Linked DNA regions of Mus musculus: all the other regions are linked to region 3. The links are chromatin loops, found by intact Hi-C in ENCODE. Cell type or tissue: heart. All regions are shown on one strand. Links, peaks and the distances in the headings refer to the core of each region. The heading gives the core; the rest is flanking DNA. Region 1 holds the start of Gm30601 (a long non-coding RNA gene). Region 2 overlaps Stim2 (stromal interaction molecule 2). Region 3 holds the start of Gm40305 (a long non-coding RNA gene).

Region 1 (10,641 bases), core at 491-2,990, 67 kb before region 3:
TATTTAAGAACTCGAAGCTAGGATTGTTAAGAACATAGGTCTGACTACTGTTGGATTTTGTTGTTGGCTTGCAGTTTAGATCAGTTTGTTCCAGAAGTCAAGAAGTCAAATACATAACAATTCCTTAGGAAGCTTGACCAAAAGAATGTCGGGTAGTGGAAGAGGAAGATGCACACTGCAGAAAAGAATCAGGAATAATAACAAGGCTAATCAACCACAATTATTTCTTGACATACTTCTTAGGGGCATTATGTTGGAGGGTGGGGCCGTTCCTTACCGGGCAACAGTAAGTTTCTATTTTGCTTGCTGAAAGGCAGTGAAGCCTTGTGTTTGCTGAGTAGACAGAACTGCTAGGCACCGGATAACCAGGAAGTAAATAAGTTCCTTTCCTACTCTACAGGAGGCATCATTTAATTCATCAGTATTTACTGAACATCTCATATACGCCGAGCAAAGTATTATACGGTGGGGTATTATATTCAGCAGACTAAGAAACACTTGGAAATGTCAAATAAGTCAGAACTTGAAGCTCTAAAATTGCTAACAGTCCTTTCCTAGGGAACTTTACCATCTTGGACAGGAGATACAATTTTTGTCTATTACCTTATAGATTCTTACACGGTTCTGACTCGGAATTAGTTCCTAACGTGGGTAGTACAAACTATGTTACAGCAATAACAATATAAAACCAGGAAAAACTAGCAATCCACTGGGCCCGAGCTTCTTTAAACAAAGATGGCATACGATTTCTTTCAAACACAGGGCACACTGAGACCCGATAATGGATTTGGAATCATAAATGTTTATTTCTCTCTAGTGGGACCACAGGTAAGGAACCAGCATTCACCATAGCGGCCTCTCTCAGATAGACACGGGCTAGAATAAACCCTCTATTTTATAGATCTGTTTTATGGGTACCGATGTTTCTGGCTGCGCAGCCGTGGTGCACACTGTTACTCAGGGGCACATTGTTCCGGTGCATCATAGCATAGGCCTAGGGAACAGGCAAGAGCAAGTCCATTACTTTGAAAAAAAAAAAAAAAAAACCCATCCGTAGAATTAGATCGAGAATTACACTTGCAAAGTGTACACATAAACACAAGACTTGAGGCGGTGATAATCACGTCCTCTGCCCAGGTTCCCTTTCCTTTCCCTGGTAACCTAGAGCTTCCTGCCTGGTGCTTCTCTTGCCAAATTCCATCAAAATCTTCCTGGAACCCCTTTCCCTTGTTGGCCACCCTACTCCTACAGCCCAGCCCCCTCCTTTAAAGTCCAAACCTCACAACTTGCCGTGTATCTTCAGAATGTGTTCTCGGTCTTATTTTAACACAGTCTTGACTTCGTGTCTGATGGGCAGCTTTGAACTTTGTTATCAGACCAACCTCGTAGAAACCTCAACTCCGGCTCTTCTGTGTGACGCGTAGGCAAGTTAATTAGGAACCCAATTATACCTGCACCACAGAATTATTGGTGGAGTGGAAAAAATAGTAACAAAGAAAGCCTTCCCTGGGTCCCTGGCACCCAGGTGCTTTGTACTTAGTGACTCTGGCCTCAGGCTCTGGGCGTGTATGCTAAAGGTGCTCCTAGGTTAGGATTAAACGCATCTCACTTTGCCTAGGCTTTTCGATTCTGCAGATGAACCCAACTCTCAGTGCACACCCAAAGCAAAAGAACTGCACTGGCTCCTCCCCATCTCTGGAGCAAACCCTCACCATCCTCTATCCTTGCTCCCCCACGGCCCACACAGCCTGCCTCAGGTTCCAACTAGGAGAACCGGATCTCCGCTTGCGAGCTCAGGAGCCTCCCCGTAGCAGCGCGCATGCCCACGGACTCTGGCGGCCGCCACAGGTGCGCGACTCTGGCACAGAGCGCGCCCGGGTTCCGTGGGCGGACCGTCCGCGCGCGCCCGACACCCGGGTGATGACATCACCGCGTGGGCGGGCGCAGTAGCTCTAGGAGGGAGCGCTGTGGGCGTGAGGCGGGATGAAAGTATCACCCAGGGGAATTCCGACTGAGGTCGCGCCTGCCCACAGCTTCCCCAGCCTGACTGTGACCCCAAGGAGTGGGGGGTTCTTGCCACATCAGGGTAGAGGAGCACCGTGGACAACTGCTCTTTGCTTGCCCTTCTTAGATAGCTTCTGGGGAAATGCAAGAAAGAGTCCTCTTTGGGGAAACCGGGTTATGAACTGGACCACTTTCATAGCTTCCCAGGAAATTAAGGTCCTGAGAACTTTGAAATACTCAAAGTAATAACAGCTAATAGGGTTTCAAGGTAGAAGCAATGAAAGTTAGCAAATATGAGTATAGTCTTCAAGTCGTGGAGTACATTAAAGCACTAAAAGGGCTGGGGCCGGGGGTGAGGGGGGGGGGGCGGAAGAGTAGTGAAAGTTGTTCACTTGTAAGCCACTTGCTACCTCAATCCAGTATGAAAAGGTTATGCCTCACCCAGTTTACTGAGGGTGCGAAAACCTGTGCATCTTTCTCTGGGGAGCAGAGAAAGGAAGCTTTTCTAGAGCCAGCCCACAAAAGAAAGTCAAATCTACCCACCAAAGCCAAGTGGATCAGTGTTTTGTGACTAATCAAAGTCAGTGTCCTCTGTTACTGGTTAATTTGAAGTGTTGTGGGAGAGATGTTGATATCTCTGATAAGTGCTAATGCCTGTGGTAGGAACGGTATTGGCATTTCCTGTATGAGTGAAACTGGATGAAGAGAAAAGTAAAAATGTCATAGCTGAAAATTACCAGATTCAAATAATGGTGCAAACTAGAATGCCAGCGCTTCAGACGGTGGGTGGGGCAATTATGCAAGAGATAACACATGGCTTGCACTCTCACAAGTGTATCTGATAGCAGGTGAGACCGGAAAAAGTAACTGATGAGGTGCAAAAATATTTATGTAAAATGCAAGGAGCCATGCTTCTGGGTGCAGCTGTCGGCGCACACCAAGAATACAGGAATGGGAGGTAGAGAGTGAAGATTGAGAAATCCAAGGTCAATGTAGGCTACACGAAAGACACACAGAGACAGAGAGAGAAAAAGACAAGAGACAGACACACAGAGAGACCAAGCATCTAATTCACAGGCTGATTCTTAATTTGCATAAAAGGCTGAGAAGATTGGAGTGATAAAATGTAAACATTGGTCAAAGAATCCTGTGAGTCGAGGGTACAAATCATGTTCCTAGCATGAGGGCTGGAGAAGTAACTGAGTGGTAGAGTTTGTATTTCTCACGCACAGGCTCTGGTTTCAATCCCCCACGACATACACACACATACACTGAGTTTCTAATGCACCAAAATTTGTTCAAGAAAAAAATTAGTCAAGTCACAGGCTACAAAACAACATATCAAAATTAAAACAACAAAGTATTGATTAATAAATTAAGGGAACAACCCCATTTTAATGGCACCAAGAATTAAATAGAATATTTACTAGTAACCAAGGATATGAAAGACCTCTACACTGCAAACTATTTAATGCTTCTTAAACAACATATGAGGACACAGTTAAGTGGAAAGACCGCCTGTGCGGTGAGAAGGCTAAAATATTGCCACACTCCACAGAGATCTACAGACTTACTGCAATTGTTACCAAAGTTCCAGCATTTTTTTTTCTCAAAAACAGAAAAAACAATTCTAAAATTTGTATGGAACCAAGACAGAAGCCAAATGGCTAAAGCAACCTTGTGCAAAAAGAGCAAATCTAAAACCAAAGCCTTCCTTGATTATAATATGTATTTGAAAACTCATGTGATCAAAATGCATAATGCTGCCATCAAAACAGGCATATTAACCCAGGGGGACCGACAGGAAGCCTAGAAGTAAATCCAACTGGTGATTGTCAATGGATTGCCAGCAAGTATCGGGAACACACAAATCGGGGGAGAATGATCGGCTTAATTGGTGGTGTTGAAAATGTGGATTTCCACGGGCAGAAGAACGAAAGTAGCCCATTATCTCACATCAAAATGAAACTCACCTCAAAGTGGATAAAAGCCAGGCTGAAGAGATGGCTAATGGTTAATATACTGCTTTAAGATCTGGCTCCCAGCACCCATGTGGCAGGTTATAATCACGTGTAACTCCAGTTCCAGAGGATCGGATCGCCCTCTCTGTCCTCTGCAGTCATCTGTACACATATAGTACACATGAACTCATACAAGTATACACACATACACATAAAAATAATAAAACTTTAATGGCCAAAGATTCAAAATGAAAATAAAGATGGCATAAGACTGAAAAGAGGCAGAAAAGGGGCTAACCACAATTTGCAACAAAGACCACCAGTGTTTCCAGGAAGGAAACACTGTGTTTTGAAACAACACAAAAGGTTGGGAGAAATATGAAGTTCCCAGAAACCATCATCTAAACACTCCTAAAGGAGTCACAAATCCCCCACACTCTCCATTTCCTTCTACTTTTCTCTCCTGGCACCAGGGAAGCCAGATCCCAGAGCAGTCGCAACATTAGCCATGCATGAGCTGAGCCAGCAAGTGAATGGGAGCCAACACGCCTCCCCAGCTGTCCACCTGCAGCCTGCCGCTTCCCAGCACAGCCTACCACTTTTGTAACAAAAAGTATAGCTCAGGGGAAAATGACTAGAGATCTAAAACATAGGAAAGGCGTCATTAGGACATGTCCCAAAGTGACACGATGAACCTGGAACTCATAGAGTGTTACAACATTCTGGCCACGGTCACCAGAGAGATCCTAAAGTTCAACGAGCCTTGCTCCAAACATAACAGAAGCCTTGATTTCTATGTCATGACCTAAGATTCCCAAGCGTTAATGGTAGCTTCAAGGGGGCTGGAGAGATGGTTCAGAGGTTAAGAGCACTGACTGCTCTTCCAGAGGTCCCGAGTTCAATTCCCAGCAACCACATGATGGCTCACAACCATCTGTAATGTTACCCAATACCCTCTTCTGGTGTGTCTGAAGATAGTTACAGTGTACTCATATACATAAAGTAAATAAATTAATTAAAACAACAACAACAACAAAGTAGGGCTGGAGAGATGGCTCAGCGGTTAAGAGCACTGACTGCTCTTCCAGAGATCCCGAGTTCAATTCCCAGCAACCACATGGTGGCTCACAACCATCTGTAATAAGATCTGGTTCCCTCTTCTAGTGTGTCTGAAGACAGGACCAATGAACTCACATATATACAATAAATAAATTTTTAAAAAGTAGCAACAAATAGAGAGCAAATGAAGAGAGGCACAAAGACATAATTCAACATGTTGATAATTGGGTAACCATAAACTTAAAAGGACATATAGGAGGAAAGATCTGTTTGGCCCATGATTCCAGAAGTTTCTGTCCATGGTAAGCTGTTTCCATGTTTTCTGGGCTCATGGTAAGGTTATGGTGACTCAGCACAGAAGCAGAGAGAATGGCTCAGACCAAAGATATAACTTTCAAGGCCATGACCTACTTCCTCTAGGTAGAGCCTACCCCTTAAAGTTTCTATCACATCCCCAAATAGTGCCAAAAGCTGGAGAAAAATTCTTCAACACACAAGTCTATTGGAGATATTTCATATTTAAAGCAAAACATTTCAATCCTGGTCCTTAAAACACTATCCCTGTGTAGACTAGTTTTCTATAAACTTGACATGAGTTAGAGTCAGATCTGAGGGTGGGGGGGGGTACCTCAATTTTAAAAATGATTCCATAAAATCAGGCTATAGGACATTTCTTAATTAGTGACTGATGTGGGAGGGCCAATGTGGGTAGGGTCTTCCTGGGTTGATGATCCTGGGTTCTGTAAGAAATTAGGTTGAGTAAGCCATGAGAAGAAAGCCCCCTCCATGGCTTCTGCATCAGCTCCTTGCCTACAGGTTCCTGTGTTGTTTGAGTTTCTGTTCTGACTTCTTCCAATGATGAGCAGTGCTGAGGCTAAAATACCCTTTCCTCTCCAAGTGGCTCTTGGCCATGCTGTTTCATTATAGCAATAGTAACCCTAAGGCAATCTCTCAATGCATTTAATCTGCTTCCAAGACTTCAGAGTCTCAAAAGTTTCACCATTTGTCAAAATCTCAGTCCAAATAATCCAATTTTTAAAATGCGGTACAGAGCTAAACAGAATTCTCAACAAAGGAATCTCAAATGGATGAGAATCACCTAAAGAAATGTTCAGCATCTTTAGTCATCAGGGAAATGCAAATTAAAACAACTCTGAGATCCACCTTACACCCATCAGAATGGCTAAGATAAAAAAAAAAAAACACGCAAGGGACAACACATGCTATGAGGATGTTGAGCAAGGGGAACACTCCTCCAAGGCTGGTGGGAGTGCAAACATGTACAACCACTCTGGAAATCAATTTGACAGTTCTCAGAAGATTGGGAATAGTTCTACCTGAAGATCTAGGCTATATCACTCCTGTGTATATATCCCCCAAAAAAATGCTCTACCATTCCACAAGGACACTCAACTATGTTCATAGCAGCTTCATTCATAATAGCCAGAAACTGGAAACAACCTATGTAGCGGTGAATAGTTAATCTGCTTTGGCTTCTGGTGGGTTGCTCATGCACACACCTGTCCAAGAGCTCTGTATTTATGAATAAAAGACATACACACACACACACATACACACACACACACTCACACACACACACTCACACACACACACACACTCTCACACACACACTCACACACACACACACTCACACACACACACACTCACACACACACACTCACACACACACACACTCTCACACACACACACACTCACACACACACACTCTCACACACACACACACACTCACACACACACTCACACACACTCACACACACACACACACACACACACACACACACACACACATACACACCAGCTAATTTTGATATGCCTTGACTAGCTCAATGGCTGGACACTTCTAAACCTTCCCATGGCTAGCACACATTCCCCTCAAGTATTCCTGGTTTAATACTGTCTAAATCTATATTTTTATCTTTGCTGCTCCATTACCTTCTGGGCAGCCCCCACCCCCATAGGGCCACTTCCCCTTTCCACCTGTATGTTTTCTCTCCTGCATCTCTTAAATCTCATCCCTCTGCCTCCAAGTCATGGCGATTCTCCTCCTCTTCTTCCTCTCTCCTTGGTCCTTTGCCTGGGCAATCTAAAAATCCCACCTCTGTTTCCTTGCCCAGCAATTGGCTGAACAGCAAATCTTTATTACCAACCCAAGAAGCCAGCTGGGGGGCAGGGGCCCTCAGTGTCTGGAAGCCTAGCTTTGGGAGCCAAATTAAGACAAAGCATCAGAACCAATTCCCAACAAACCTATACATCCCTTAATTGAAGAATAGATACAGAAAATGAGGTTCATTTACACAATGGGATACTACTCAGCCATTTAAAAACAAGTACATCATGAATTTCGCAGGCAAACTAGAAAATAATATCCTGAATGAGGTAACCCAGACCCAAAAGGACATGCATGGTCCTTGGAGGGCTCGCAGAGACTGAATTACCAACCCAAGAGTGAGCATGGACTGGACCTAGGTCCCCTGCATGTATGTAGCAGATGAGCAGCTTGGTCTTCATGAGGGTCCCCCAACAACTGGAACAGGGACTGTCCCTGAGACTGTTGCATGTCTGCTTGTAGATCCCACACCCCTAAATGGACCACACTCTGGTCTCAGTGGGAAAGGATGTGCCTAGTCCCATAGCAACTTGAGGTATGAGTGGGGATGTCAGTTGGGGGTGATACCCAGAGTGGGGCTTCTCTTTCTCAAAAGAAAAAAGAAGGGGAAGGTGGAATGGGGGACTTGTGTGAGGGGGTACTGGGAGGACAGGAAGAACTGATAATTAGGTTGTAAAGTGAATAAATACATTTTTTTAAAAAAAGAAAATGTGCTCTGAGAATGAAGGCAAACTTATGGAATGTTTCTGTAAATGCAAAGGAAGATTGCATACTTCAGACATACAGTGGTGGAATAGGGTCCATGTTCCCATTACAGAGGAGAGGAATTAGAGAGAAAGAATGGGACCAAAATATGATCAAAACCTAGGACAAACCTTGGTATTTAGTAGCCTGATATGAGCCCCTACAGGGTTGGAAAATGCCCCCCACCCACATCCTCTCCACTCCTATGTTACACCTCCTTTGCACTAACTCCACTAGTTGTATGTAGTTTACTATGGTAAACATTTCATATTCCTGGTATTTCCACTCTTCTGGAGTCTTGTTTCTTAGAGTTCATTCTCATGGCTTTAAGAACCACCTTTCAGGGACTTTCTGCAGAAAGGTCTGGCCTGCCAGGTTTTCCTTTGAAATTTTGGTCGATGCTTCCATAACCCTATAACCAACATTGCATAGGCAATACCAAGGCCTAACCACAGTCTGAATAAATGAATTTAAAATGGGGGGCGGGGGTGCTGTACAAAATGAGATATCCACAGAGAAAGGACTCCAACAAACAAACTGTTCTAGAAGAAAGATATAGAAGCTGTGTTCAGGAGCACTGTGGAAGGGCGTTTGAGGGAAAGGAGAGTGGGTGATCCCGGAGAAGCAATGGAGCTCATAAGAATCGAGGTCTCCTAGGGGGTAAGTACTTCTTCCAGTGACATAGCTTGGAAAGCACTGAGGAGAGTGACATGACAGGTGTTTTTCTATAATCAAAATTCTTACTCCACAGCAGGAGTTAGGACAGACAGACAGACAGAGGCTACTTAATATACCACCAGGGACAGCTTTGGGTCTCGATTCATGACAGAAGTAATAATGACAAATGGTGGCACCTCTGGGAAACGTTAAAGATAAAATGAAGAAGGCATGGGGACCAAGTGAATATGATGTGTGACAGAAAAAAGTAAAATGTAATTCTGTGTCATAAAGGGCTAGCCGAGTTGTCATTCGCCAGGAAAGACCACAAGAAGAGCAAGTTGAGAACCAGGGCAGGTGGTAGAAGAAGACTGCTCACTCAATTCGAGATACATGCAATTTGAGACACCCAAAGGAAACCACATGGACACTCAGACACCCAGGCCTAGAGTTCAGAGGAAAAGGCCAGGCTGGAGATTTAAATTTAGGAGTCCATTAGCATACAGATTGTATTTAAAGCCGTGAGATTATTCATACTTGTCCCAAACATACCCTCCCTGTCTTGTTCTCTGTCCACTGAACAGGTGCAAATGAAACAAACAGTACTTATCCCAGCAAGGAACAAATTTATAGGCTTCACTATTCATAGAAGCATCATTAAATAAATATTTAAGGAACAGGAAAGACAGCCTAGTTAACTTAAAACAATCCAGAGTAAGTTTATTAAGAGAAATCAAGTAGCTTGTACTAAAGAGTGAGACATTGAGAAGAATGTCTAATAATAAGTAGAAAAGTTTGGAATAAGTTAACTTTAGAATCAGTCCATTTTCCACTGACCATAAATTAAATATTCTAGTCTTCTAGAACTATGATTCTTAGTCAGGAAAGAGTTGGTGAAAGAATAAGTAGGTTATAGGTAGCTGGATACACAGACAGACAGACAGATGAGAGAGACAGAGACAGAGATTATAGATACACAGGCAGACACCCTAATAAAATTGGCTTCCATGATTATGGAGGCCAAAAAGTCCAATGACTTGCCTAATCTGCTAGCTAGAGAGAGACCCAAGGAAGCTTTCAGTGTGGCTCAGTCCAAGTTTGAGGGCATCTGAGTCCAGCAAGATGATAGTGTATCTTAACCTGAAGTCTGAGAACCTTGGGACTGAGCAAGCCAGTCTGAGTCCAAAGGTTGGACAATCAAGAATTCTGACATTGGAAGTTCCAGATTCCAAGAAGGATTCAGCAAGTCACCTCTCTGCCACTTTAGGTGTGCTTGCCACTGTTTGGTGGCTCTTTCCTAGTAGGATACTGGCTTACCTGCCAAACTTGCAGAAACGCCCATACAGGCACACCTGGAAATTCAGAAGATTTTACCAGCTACCCAGGGATCTCTTATTCCAGTCAAACTGGCACTTAGAAATTACCTTCATAGATTACAGTAAATCCATTGTCTTATAATACTGGGGGCTGCAGGTTCAGAATGTGGAGGCTATAAGTTCAAAATCAAAAAAGGTAGAATCATTGGTTCCTACTGAGGGCAAGGTCTGTCCCAGACCTCTGCTCTTGAGTGTCGGAACTTCTCTTTATAGCTCTTCACATTATTGTCCTTACTTCTCTTTCTCTCAATCTATATGCGCTCGTGTATGTAAGTACATGTTTGTGCAGGCATGTGTAGAGGCCAGAGAACAGCCTCATGTGTCCTTCCTATAGGCCAAACATGCACACCGTCACGCCTAGGATTTTGGCTTGGGTTCTGAGGAATTAAACTTGCATCTTGGTGCTTGCAAGGCACCAATATCAAGCCATTTCCCCAACCCCTGCATCTTTCCTCCATGCACTGCTCTCTCTGAATTTAAGGCCATCATATTGAAGTATAGATGTACCTAATGACTTCAATCTAACAACCTATTTTCCAACTAGGCCAAAAATATGTGTTTTTATTTGTGTGTGTGTGTGTTCAAGTCAGACGACTGCTTTTGGGAAACAAGTTGCTTCTTCAACCATTAAGTTTAAAGGATTAAGCTCGGGTTGTCAGTCTTGGTGGGCAAGCCCCATTTTACCTGCTGAGCATCTCTCCTGTTCTCCCTT
Region 2 (2,500 bases), core at 1-2,500, 180 kb before region 3:
AGTTTCTAAATCACATTATGTTAAGCCCCTAAGTGGTGAGAGTGTGATAGAAGGGGATAGGGAAGACAGAGGGAAGCAGAGTGGGACAACAAACCTTGTAAGAGCCTCAGGATAAAACAGATGAGGGAAGCAGGCTGCACATTTGCATTACATATCCCCAAACTATTGATGAAGTGAGTTTAGGAACAGTGCAGTATTGTTTCGTATTCATCCAGGCTACAGAACTAATCATGCCAAGTGTGAGTGAGGAGACAGAAGCAGGACTCATAAACACTGAGTATGCAAACAAACAAAACCCCTTTGAAGGCAATTTGGCCATGAGATCCTTGCCTAATGATCAAAAATCATTCAAAGGGTCCAGAGAAATTCTTAGAGCTGTGCATAATGTATAACATAACAATTTGTGTTTCTACTATTGTTTTTAAAAGAAAAATATACAAGGAATCTCAGTGGGAAAGGAGAGAGCCCATGTTACTAAGTATATAAACAAGCTTCGGTTGTCTCATGTTAAACAATCACAGTAAATCTAACTTGGATAAGCACAGAAAAGCTCTGAAGCACATTTTGAGCAAAGAAGTTGAAAAATGATATCTATAATTTGATGATACTTATGTAGGTGGTGTAAGTATGCAGCAATGGTATATATTAGATATTACATATGTAGAGGAAGCATGTTCTAATGGGCTTTAGAAAAGCACAACTTTAGAAGAGGGAAAGAGAGATGATATGGTTCATTTCAGAAAAACAAGTAAGACAACCTGTTTACTTTTGTAGTGGATGGGCACAGGCTTCAGTGACCTTAAGAATGTTCAAAGGGCTTTATGAGAAGTTTGGAATACATTACTACTACATTCTACTCTGAAAGGATTTAGCAGATACTTAAAACCTGGGGAAGGAGGAGTAATTCCATCCTCTATTCATCAACTAACAGTTTCTGGGGTTTCTTCATGTAAAACTACAGACAGTCTTATTATGTGTATTAGACTCTCTTCCTTTGCGATTTACCTTCAATAAGTGTGCTTACTGGGCATTGTTTCAAGCATAAGGAACACATAGCCAATAAAGAGATCCTTAAATGAAGCACCTTCATCCTACCATAGTACACTTCAGGCTAACAGCCTTTGTTTTATAAAGTTCAGGACTTACAAAGCAAAATGGAGCACCCTACGTGGCCACTAGGTGGAGGCACAGCTCTCCAATTCTATGAGCGATCAGATTAATTTCTAAAACTTCCTATAACATTTCAAACCAGCTCTTGTACTTTTTCACACTTACAAGTATAAATGTCTATGTATATTACCACAGTTATTTAAAACATATGCCAATTATTCACATTTAGTGTATCTTCTTTTAATGGATCAAAAAAAAGTAAATAAAAATAAAGTTTTGCCATTTCCAAACTCCCAAAAGTGCTTCTAAAAAGGCAAGAAAAAGATTTAACTAAAGAAATTGATCTTCCTCAAGCACAATTATGATTCTCAACAATTACATATTTTAAAGAAAAACTATTTTTAAAAGGCTTAGTTTTCAAATAAATATGCACTTATGATTTCAGTGTTATATAAGAGCACATATATAAGCCAATAAGCAAATAGACAAATTCAAATTGCAAGCCAGCTTGAATACAGACGCAACTCAACCATCACCAGCTCATAGTCCAGACAAGGAGACAAATGAGGTCTCCTGCTTCCAGTGTTCCCCAAACTTACAAGCCAATGCTCTCCCTGGGAGAGTTACTGCCTCCTCACCCCACTATGCCAGTAACAGACTCAAAGCCAGGGAAAAGACAAAAGCGGTCCCACTGACCGGGAGTTATCTGTCAGATTAAGAGCTGGATTTGATCACAACTCTCTTGTATAATCAGAACTGTTCTAACAGTCTCAGGAAAGCTGCAACATTGAACAGAAAAGGCCAAACTGGAAATTCTCAGATAAGATGGCTTGACTGTCATCAAAATCTAATAGTTTGAGATGTCAGTCAACCAAGAACTAAGCTAACAGAGTTAGTTCTCCACTCTTCAGAGCTTCATTCTATTGACATGATAAAAAAAAGAAGTCCTAAGTATTGGAAAAATAGACCAGGCAAGCGGTAATAAGGGTAAAGAATAATTTCTAATATAAAAACCTGTAAACTGAAAACATCTGTAACTGCAGAAAGTCAGGAGTTCAAGCATTCAAATTTTATCTTACCAAGATTGTTCTCTACAAAGTAAAACACAAAAGCAGAGCACGCAACACTACGCAATATTAACACACACAAAAGCAGAGCACGCAACACTACGCAATATTAACACACAAATATTAATAACAAATATTAATACAAAAGCTCCCTTCCGAAGGACTCACATTCTAGAAAAACATTACGCTGGCGTACAAGTACAGTCCTAATACTCAGAAGGCTAAGGCAGGAGGCTAGCCTGAGCTACACAGCAAGGCTCATCTTAAAACAACTAGCACATCTTACGTGCATGCATATATGTTTGATACATACACATATACAG
Region 3 (10,641 bases), core at 3,973-6,472:
CAAATTAAGACAGTCCTCAGAACAAAAAGAACACACACTTATAGAAAATGTACTATCATGTCTGGCAGTTTTTGTCAATACATGTGATTATGATACACGTTTTCTTGCTTGAAGGAAACACCCTATTGGCCCAGTGTTTCTTTCCAGCCATGCCTTGGTGAGTTGATTTTATTATAGTATCCCTCATGGAACAGGTTGTGTCTGAGTTTTCTGTCTCCACTTCTCCTTATCCTGATCTTTCTCCAGCCCACTCATGTCAGTCTTGGCTTCTATTTTCTCTGGTTAAGTGTCTAGAAGATTCCATGTTTCTAATTCCAGTGGTCCATTTTCAGCCCTCAGTTGGCTGTTGACCTCTTCTGGAAGCACTTTTCTTCACTTGGCTCCCAGAACCCTACATTCTGCCAGGTATCCCTCCCAGTAGCCACCCCTTCTCTGGTTGGTCTCTTTTGTGTGTCCTTCTCATCTTCCAGACCCGTTACTATGGGGAGGAATTGCTTTTCTGATGTCTGTACTATCCATGTGTTCTGACCTATGATCCCAAATAGCTTCCCAACTTGAAATTCCATCTATATGCGGACATCTTCCAAATTTATTTCTCTGCCTGGACCTTTCCCCTGAATTCTCATTGCATACTTGTATCCCCATTTGGATGGGGAACATGCATCTCAGACTTAAGACCCAGAAAGGAGACTCACCCTCCCTTGGTAAGCCCGCTTCTGCTCTGTCTCATTAAGTCACAACAAGGCTTTCATATTTTTAGGCTTCAACCTATGGAGTCATTTTTTATTTCTATTTTACTCTTGAGCTCCCACCTCCAATCAGCCTCAAAATTTTCTGGCTCTATCCTCAAATATATGCAGGATTTGCACTCATGCCACCCTCAGTCTGGCCCACATCACCGTACTCTATCATCTCTTGCCAAGATTCCTGTCTTGGTCTCCTGGCTTTGTGCTTGGCCTGTGTTTGGCTGTCCTCCACCTAGCAACCGGTATGATTCTTTCGATATGTATGTCAGGTCCTCCATGACTTTCTCCTTGCTCAAAGTCAAAGGTAACCTCCCTCTGAAGCTCCCAAAGGCCTCACTCTGTGTTCCTCCTAACTTCTCGTCTGCCTGCCCCATCACTTTCTCTAGCCTTGGCATAAATGCTACTTTTCCATGAGTCTTCACCACCTGGCTTAAAATGCCCTCTTCCAATTGCATTCTAAAGCCACTACACTCCCCTGACCTGCTTTCCACTTATATTTATCACATTTAATATGCCATGACTTCACTTACCTATTCTCTAGTTTCTTTCATCAAAATGTAAGCTCCAGAGAGATTTGTTACCTGCTTTATTCACTACATTATTTCATAGTCCATAGCAAGTACCCATAAAAATATGGTACTCTAAGGAGCTGAGACCATCAGTAAAGAATGAATGTCACTGGCTTGTTCTGCTCTGCCATTTGGACCCTTTTCTAGAATAGCCTGGGATTCTCTGAGAAGCAGGGAGTGTGGCAAGAGGAAAGTGATAATAAAGAAGGACCTGGGGATGTACTAGGGAGCAAGGAGGACATGTGGGAGGTTGGACACATCTTCCTGGTGAGGAAGAAAAGACTAGATGACTCCGGGACTACTCTTTGTTCATGGGGACAAAAAGATGATACTACAAGGGAACCCCAGCATCTGCTGCAGAAGCATCACTCTCCAGAAGTCCAGCTTCCTGTGCTCACTCATCCCCACATAGGCAAGTATGTCGATGATTATTTAGGAGAAAAAAAGAGAAATTATTTCTGCATAAACACTATATTTGGTTGAGAATGAATGTTCTATCTGCCTCTTCTAAAAGTAGATCTCTCTGAAGGAACTTGCTTTTCTGTAAGGACCATGAAACTATATTAACAAATAATACTAATTCATGAATGAGCCAACATACTTTTCTATAACTTCATCTTTTGTTCCCAAATGTAAACTTTACAGCTATATACATATTTAATGTGTATTAAATATGTATACACACAGACACAAACACAGAGTGATTTATGAAATAAGACTGTGGGCAACTATCTTCGCAAACTCTCTATCTCTCTCTATTTTGGTCTTTCTCATTTTATTTATCTAGCCATACTTCACAATAACACATCTACATATAGAACACTTATTTATGCCCCAGGAATTGTTCTAGAGGCATTCCTATGTTAATTTATTTAAGACTACCAACAACCTTTTAAGGCATGATATCCTTTATAAAAATTCACCCTAAATGCTAAGCCTTTTAACGTAATACTTTTTTGTTTTTATTTTATTAATTTGTTTTTAACGTTTTTGTTTGTTTGTTTTTTAGTAGGTGTTCAGTGGAAATGTTTGGCAGTCAGCTTTCCATGTGACAGCTTGGGCCTAGGCTCTTTCACATTATGGTAGCTCCATCCCTTTCCAAGGCTCCCTGGGTCGGACACACCCTTGACCAGCAGGTGGTAGAGAGAGTGGAGGATCACATTCCATTGGCAAGAGAATCTATCTACACAGCAACCTTAACTGTAAGGAAAGCCGGACTGGGAGGACCCAGTGTGGTGGTGTGGCATGAATGTCCTAATTATCACTTGCCAGTCTCTGCCAATGGCAGATTCTTAGTGTTCACGCATAGGAAAACCAAAGTACAGAAGAGTGAGAAACTTGCCTAAAAGTTTGTCAGTGATGCGTCAGTGAGCTGGGTCCCGGCCCAAGAAGTCAGTCTCCATACGGGCCTCTGTCATTAGAGCTAGGGTAAGAATTCAGCCAATCATTTTAAGATGACAACTGGTCATCCAAATGAACGAGAGGGAGACCCCAAACTCTTGTTCCAGTTTATTTTCTTGATGCTCTTTTTCAAGTAGGCAGCCACCTGGGCCAGAGCTTGCCAATTCTCCCCACATTGACAGTGTCAGATAATTAAGCACCAGCTTTAGCAATCATGCATATCACCAAGAGATGTCCCTTTAATCTGGAGCTGTCCTGACAGGTAGGTGGGGCCTATGCAGAGGGAGGTTAGCTAGAAGGAGGGTGGGGCTCATGGCAAGAAGTCATGATCAGAATGTGTCTCGTGGGGTCAGGGGAGTAGAAGAACCCGGGACTCTCCTCTGGCGTGGACAGGGTATGTGCTGGTGGACAAATCACTGTGAGGAGTATATTGTGGGCAAAATGAGAAGTTGAGACTAGGTCAACAAATACTCAAGGTTCTTAAAACAATGTGTCTGATTGAAAAGGCGGAACCTGGCTGAGCATAGTGGAACATGGCTTTATTCCCAGGAGAGGTAGAGGCAGGTGCATCTCTGAGTTCAAGGCTAGCCTGGTCTACAGAGCAAGTTCCAGGACAGCCAGGGCTACACAAAGAAACCCTACTGGAGGAGGAGGAGGGAGAGGAAGAGGAGGAGGAGGAGGAAGAGGAGGAAGAGGAGAGAAAATAAGAAAGAAGGGCAGGTCTTCTTCCCTCCCACAAAATGGATTAATTGGCTCAAATCTTTAGAGCTTCCCTGAAGGGTATCCATGCTCTGCCCACTCAGGCTTTGTGAACAGTGAGCACTTTCACTTCTAAGGTGCTTGCTTCTCAAAGGCAGTGATCACCTGCCCTAGACTCTGCTGCCTCCTACAGAACGGAACTTCCGGGCATGCTCTAGGTCTTGTGCCAGCCTCCTTGCAGTCGCTGGCCCCGAAACCCTTGGCCCTGAGGAGCCTCCAAGCACCTGGAACCGTGCCCCCAGATGGACAGCCACAAAGTGCTCTGGAGCCCTGTGAGAGGGTGAGTTGGGACACAGCAGGGTGTTCTTCTGATTCAAACTAGATTGGAGGCTTTGCTTCCCTTCCTACCAGCTAATCTTTAAAACTCATGGGCGCCAGGCATGGTGGCAAGTGCCTGTAATCTTAGCACTTGAGAGGCTATGGCATGAGGGCGGTCATGAGTTCGAGTTAGTCTTAGACCACACGGGGAGATCCAGGCTAGTTGGGTCATGAGAGTAGACCTTGTCTTAAAAAAAAAAAAAAAAAGTGGAATGAAAACAAAACAAAAACTGTCAACTACACTTACTTCCTGTCATCTGAGAGCTTCTGTCTGTGGCAGCCTTATAGCTGCTCCCTGGGGATGGAAGAGAGCTCACGGCCGGCCGGGATCCTGCAGCTGTTGTGGACACAGGAAGTCGGGGTTACTTATAAAAGGTAAAGAACTATAAATAGTTAACAACAGAACTTCCCAGTTCAGTTCAGAGGAAGTCCGGATGTTGGCAAACTCAGAAGAAAGGGTGTTGCCTGCAGAAGAACGGGGCCCTGGGAGCCTTCCTAGTTCCCTCTGAACCTTCCAGAAATCTCTGCTGAGATCCAGGGAAACTCCTTGGCATGGTTACTGTTCAGGCTCTGATTCGCCCATCGAGCCCCATGACTCTGTAGCAGCCCCAAGTAACTCACAAGCCTCCAACGCTCTAGGCGCTGGTTCTCCTGCATCAGAAACCACCCTGTTCCTTCCTCCTCTTCCAACTCAGTCTGCTCCTTTCTTGAGCCTGGCTCGCATCCCAGGAATACCTGTAGGATTTTCTAGACACCACTTATACACACAAAAAGCTGTTCTCTTTGCTGAGGGCTTACCACCTGCCTGGTACTCTACAGGCCTCGGGGGCGATTCCGGCAACAAACATGCCAGGCAAGTAATGTCATACCTGTTTTAGAGTTGGACTGGTTGGTTTTGGAGCAGTATATAAATCTTCTGATGTCACCTCACTAAGAAATAAAAGACTAGCAAATCTTATCTAGACTCAAAGTACATTATCTTGTACTCATGTACAACTTATAACCTCTCTACCCATCTGCCCACCCAACTCAGAAGGCAATTCACTCATCCCTGTGTCCTGCTCCCATACTCATATGCCGCAAGACAGCATTTGCCATCTTCCCAAGTCCTGTGTCCCTCAGAGTTTGAGGCTCTGCTCTGTCGCCCCAGTGTGGTGCTTCTGGAGTAGGTCTTGCCCTTGAGCTATGCAGGGAGCCTCAAACAGGCATCACCTGCCAAGCTTGGCTGTTCCCATGCTTTGCGGAGATAGAACACTTAAAACTGAATGACAACTGAATACCCACTCTTTGGGTATAAATGATGTTAAGTTACATGGATAGTCGTGTTCCTAGGGTCCAGGAGGCAATGCCATTGGTCAACCAGGCCTAGGTAAGTCCATTCAAGAGTTATCAAGAGGTGGTAAGTCCCTTGCCAGAGTCCTGAGCCAATGTCCTCCTGGACTCAAATGAAGCCCAGTTTAACTTTAAAAACTTTTAAGACTGCTGTCAAAAGGCCCTGCCACATAAACACCAAAAGTTACCCTTGAGATTTCAATCACAGGAAATGTACTGCTCCGGCTTCCTAAGCAGACATAATTCGTTTTTCTTTCCATCCTGCCGGCTGCCTGGTTGTATAACAATGAGAGTTCCCGGTGCCTAGAACTCAAACCCAAATCAAGGCTGGCAACATCCTAAGTGTCATCTTTAGAACCCTCCCTCTTCCCCCCGCCCCACTTCCAGACCCAGGTGCTGTGAGGTACAGACAGAGGAAGTGAGTAGAGCATGCGCTGTCTGGACCCAAGTCTGTGCCTAGTCCCACAGTCTGGCAGTGGTACCAGGAGTCACGTGTGCACATGCACACTCCAAGTCTGGCGTGGGAAAGCTTGTCTCCACTACACCCCCGCCATAGTGTAGGCACATTCTCTCTCTGGTGCTGGCCATAGTTTCTGTATCTCTCTGTCTCTGCCTCTGTCTCTGTTTCTCTGTCTCTCTATCTCTCTGTATTGTATCATTGTAGTATGATTGTGTTAGTGTTTCCTTCAGAAGACAGAAGTCGAGAGAGTGGGTTGGCCATTATCATGGGAGCGATGGTTAACATTTTTAACTGATAAGTGTCACAGATGGTGTGCTATCTATCTATGGCTGCAGCTGGATTACTCCGTCCACACAATTCTGACGTAGAGGCTCCTCTAGTTCACAGGGACTGTGTTATGTTTTAAAGACATAACACAGTTATGCACAGTTTAGTGAGTCGTTTACTATTGTTGACTCTAGTGTAATTTGTTAGAAATATTTGGCCAGCTTGTTTTCTCCTTTTAGTGCAGAAGAATTTGTGTGTCTGAAAAACAAAACAAAACAAAACAAAACAGAACAGAAAAACAAAAAACTATGTGAACTTCATTTCAGTATCACTAATTCTAGGTCGAAGAATAGCTATGGAGAATCAGAGGCGGAAGGGGAGCCAGCCGTGGGTTTTAAATGGCTTCCAATAGGATGTGTGAAGGTGGGTGGACCTTGCACTGTGATCCTCAGCTTTGCTGTCTAGGGGAGTGACAATTCTTTTCTCTTGGTGGTGTTGGGAGCACCACGGAGGATCTGGGTGCAGTCCTCAGCCAGGCATGTGCCATGGAGTGGTGTGCAGTGACTCGGGGCCATTGTTACAATTACCCTCACGGCCAATATTTAGTACTAGCAAGGTCACCTGAATCTACATCTAGGCGTTTTTGATTCTCTAAAAATAATTTCCCAATGTTCTCCAATGCAAAGGACTGCCTCTCCTCTCACAAATACGAACACAAACTTTTTACATAAGAGAGTTACAAAGATCCCAGCACATGTGGTGGTCCTCCTGTCTGCAGCTCCCCCACCTATTGGTAGCTTTGACATTGTATTGCCAGTCTCCACACTTGGAGTTAGAAAGCATACCCACTTGATTTATCAGAGATGACAAGCTTTCCACAAAAGGGACTTGTCTGCACATTGCCTCTCTTTAAACGTTTACCTTGGTGTGAGACATGCTAAGCTGTTTGGGTACTCCCGCCCTACGTACAGAGACCATTTCTCAGGGCTTCATCCCGAAACCCTTGTAGTGGCTGACAGTGATCTGCAGCTAAAGTCAATCACTCCTCATGTCTTAATTAGATCTCCAAATAGAAAATCGCCTCGTGAGATTCTCTGTTCAAAATACAAAGTGATAACATAAGCAGGCTTCATTCCTTCTTGGATCTGTGCCAGTTTTCCACAGTCTGACCCGCAGTTGACACCAGTGGACCAAGACCTTTCTTCAAAGGCGGGTATATATTTTTATAACGTAGATGCACAAGATGATGACAGAGGATTATCTTCGGTCATTAAAGATGTTGGAACATTCTTGCATACAGACGGCAAAACTAGCCCCGTGGTTACTTCAGAGCCATGTGTGAGGCTGACATATCTTTTATGGTCACATGGCAGGGACTCCAATTGTAGGATTAGAGGCACCTGTGAGCTTTAGGGTAGCTATTTAAAAGCACAGTGGTTACATGGCTAGCACGTTCTACAGTCAGCTCCATTCTGCACTACACTGGAGATATATACAAACTCTCCTTCTTCAGGGTAAGCTAGCTTTCAGAATATGCTGTTTTGACCTTCTGGTTGTTTTATGAGAAAAACAAAACAAAACCCCAATGGTATTCTTAATCCACATAATTTTTTTCTTCCAGAATATAAGTAAATAAATGTTCAGTTATAAGAAACACTGGCATAGCCACAAGGCGCCAGTGTCAAAAGCTTCATGTTGAAGCTTTTGATTTAAGCTTTTTCCCTTACACAGATTGGGCAATGAAACAAAATCAGAGGCAGATTTAAAACTGTGAAAATTTCCTGAACAGAACACCAATGGCTTATGCGCTCAGATCAAGAATTGACAAATGGGACCTCATAAAATTGCAAAGCTTCTGTAAGGCAAAGGACACTGTCAATAGGACAAAACAGCAACCAACAGATTAGGAAAAGATCTTTACCAACCCTACATCTGATAGAGGGCTAATATCCAATATATACCAAGAGCTCAAGAAGTTAGATTCCAGAGAACCAAATAACCCTATTTAAAAAATGGGGTACAGAGCCAAATAAAGAATTCTCAACTGAGGAATATCAAATGGTTGAGAAACACCTAAAGAAATGTTCAGCATCCTTAGTCATCAGGGAAATGCAAATCAAAAACACCCCTGAGATTCTACCTCACACCAGTCAGAATGGCTAAGATCAAAAGCTCAGGTGATACTGGCGATGATGTGGAGAAGGAGGAATACTACTCCATTGCTGATGGGATTGCAAACTGGTACAACCACTCTGGAAAACAGTCTTGCGGTTCCTCAGAAAATTGGATACAGTACTACCTGAGGACCCAGCAATACCACTCCTGGGCATACACCCAGAAGATGCTCCAACATATAACATGGACACATGCTCCACTATGTTCATTGCAGCCTTATTTATAATAGCCAGAAGCTGGAAAGAACACAGATGTCCTTCAAGAGAGGAATGGATACCGAAAATGTGATGCATTTGCACAATGGAATACTACTCAGCTATTAAAAACAATGACTTCATGAAATTCTTTGGCAAATGGATCGAACTAGAAAATATCATCCTGAGTGAGATAACCCAATAACAAAAGAACACACATGGTATGCACTCACTGATAAATGGATATTAACCCAAAAGCTCAGAATACCCAAGATAACAATTCACAGACCACATGAAGCTCAAGAAGGAAGACCAAAGTGTGGATACTTCAGTCCTTCTTAGAAGGGGGAACAAAATACCCACGGGAGGAGATACAAAGTAAGGAGCAGAGACTGAAGGAAAGGCCATCCAGAGACTGCCCCACCTGGGGACCCATCGAACATACAAGTACCAAATCCAGACTCTATTGCGGATGGCAAGAAGTGCTTGCTGACAGAAACCTGATATAACTGTCTCCTGAGAGGCTCTGCCAGTGCCTGACAAATACAGAGGTGAATGCTGGCAGCCAACCATTGGACTGAGCATGGGATCCCCAATGGAGGAGTTAGAGAAAGGACTGAGGAGCCGAAGGGGTTTACAGCCCCATAGGAGGAACAACAATATCAACCAACCAGACCCTCTAACCCCCATAGCTCCCAGGGACTAAACCACCAATCAAAGAGTACACACGAAGGGACCCATGGCTCCAGTCACATATGTTACAGAGGATGGCCTTGTGGGACATCAATGGGAGAAGAGGCCCTCGGTCCTGGGAAGGCTCGATGCCCCAATGTAGGGGAATGCCAGGACAGAGAGATGGGTGTGGGTGGAGAAGCACCCTCAGAGAAGCAGGGGGAGGGGATATGGGATATGGGGTTTTCAGAGGGGAAACCAGGAAAGGGGATAACATTTGAAATGTAGATAAATAAAATATTGTAAACAAACAAACACTGGCATTCCCCTTACACAGATTGGGCAATGAAAAAAAAAATCAAAGAGACAGATTTAAAACTGTGCCTGTCCATCGCAGAAGAGGAGAAGTCTAGTTTTGATGCTTGACTGTCCATTTTTCACAGGTGCACCTAGTTCCCGAGGCAGAGGCCTGCCTATGTACAGGATGTCTTGGGTCAGTGCCACCTCTGGTCACAAGTGAGAGAGACCTGGACACTGTTTGCTTTCTCTGCCATCTCCAGGCAGTTGGGAGCTGTCTCTGGGCCCTGCTCTGCCCTCTGGAGTCTCCTTCACAGTAAAGCATTTTATACCATCTGTGAACTCTCTACATCCGTGTGGTGCACATGTGGCATTGCCAGTCTGGTTATCTAAATAAAATTTGGGGGTTCACAGAGGCATGGCCAATAATTTTCACGTCTTTGTGTATATTGACATCATATGCATAAGCAGAAAAATGGTACAAAGAAATAATTAAAATAGCAGTTTTCTTTGAGTGAGAGGATAGGGTTTATTTTTCTTCTTCCCTGTATTTTCTAAAATTTATGTTAAAGATGTCTATTTTTATAACAGAGATAAACTGAGTGAAAATGTTCTCTATTTCAAGGTAAGATAAACAAACGCTCAAATAATTTTGGCTCTTTTTGTTAGATTTACTCCTGAATTATAAACTTAAAACAAAAGTATCCCGTCATGGTGTTCTTCCTCTCTTAAAAAAAAAAAAGAAAACAAACATAAGCCTTCCCTTCCCCCTCTCCCAAGCCTGAGTGCACGGAGCTAAGTTTCACTGTTCGAGAGTTTTAATCTAATCTTTGAAACTATTTGGATAAAAGTCAGCATTGGAAAACATATTTCTGCCTTAAAAAAAATAATAAATCCTTATCCCCAGGACTCAGAGGCTAAGCTGAATTACCCAGTCCCAGAAACATTTTAAAAAGTTAATTAAAAACGCATTAGGCGCAGCACTATAGGCATGGATGTGGTTGTCTGCTATCTTGAGATTTTTTTTGCCCCAGGGGTAAGTGAGGTTTTATAGACTTCCTTTTAGGTAGATTGGGGTACGGAAGAGGCAACTGTGTGTGTGTGTGTGTGTGTGTGTGTGTGTGTGTGTGTTTGTTGTTGTTGTTGTTGTTGTTGTTTTCTTTGGGGGAGTTCTTTTGGGGCAGTCCTGGAAATAGACACCAGGGCCAAGCAAGCTCTCTGCTCTCCACCACTGATTTACACCCCCAGAGAAGTTCATCTAATTGATTGGCTGCTTTAGGAAGAGAGGGTCCCTGCGGCTTTTTTCTAGGTATTTTGAGACAGAGCCTCATTAAGTTCCCCAAGCCTGCTTTGACTTTATCCCATACTCCAGGTTAGCTTTGAACTTGTGATTCTCTTCAACCTCTTAAGTAACTGTATTCTCCAGTCCTGGGACACCTGGCCTGGTGAGA

Evidence for each region. Hi-C counts contacts between places; a loop is a spot of excess contacts. Peaks named below come from ENCODE experiments on the same cell type or tissue, not always from the same donor. Only the 100,000 strongest peaks of a DNase experiment are listed, where the experiment ranks them.
Region 1: it touches region 3 in a loop (4-fold over the local background); 9 of 42 quality-filtered maps call a loop at or near these places.
Region 2: a loop joins it to region 3, with 4 times the contacts of the local background. A loop is called at or near these places in 8 of 42 quality-filtered maps.

Annotation. Positions count from the first base shown.
Region 1 is chr5:53,986,755-53,997,395 of GRCm38, reverse strand. Gm30601 (a long non-coding RNA gene) reads right to left here and starts at 2,145. Exons shown (of 2, transcript XR_376962.2): 1 at 1,279-2,145; 2 at 783-994. In heart, for the core only: no CTCF peak of the experiment used is centred there; a DNase peak (open chromatin) is centred at 1,935; H3K4me3 peaks cover 1,284 bases; H3K27ac peaks cover 958 bases.
Region 2 is chr5:54,112,155-54,114,654 of GRCm38, reverse strand. All of the region lies in intron 10 of Stim2 (stromal interaction molecule 2), which reads right to left. Among named protein-coding and RNA genes, the nearest start is that of Stim2, 110 kb to the right of the region's middle. In heart, for the core only: a CTCF peak has its summit at 1,171 (motif pointing right); no DNase peak of the experiment used is centred there.
Region 3 is chr5:53,923,025-53,933,665 of GRCm38, reverse strand. Gm40305 (a long non-coding RNA gene) reads right to left here and starts at 6,085. Exons shown (of 3, transcript XR_868426.1): 1 at 4,041-6,085. In heart, for the core only: a CTCF peak has its summit at 4,936; a DNase peak (open chromatin) is centred at 4,285; H3K27me3 peaks cover 737 bases.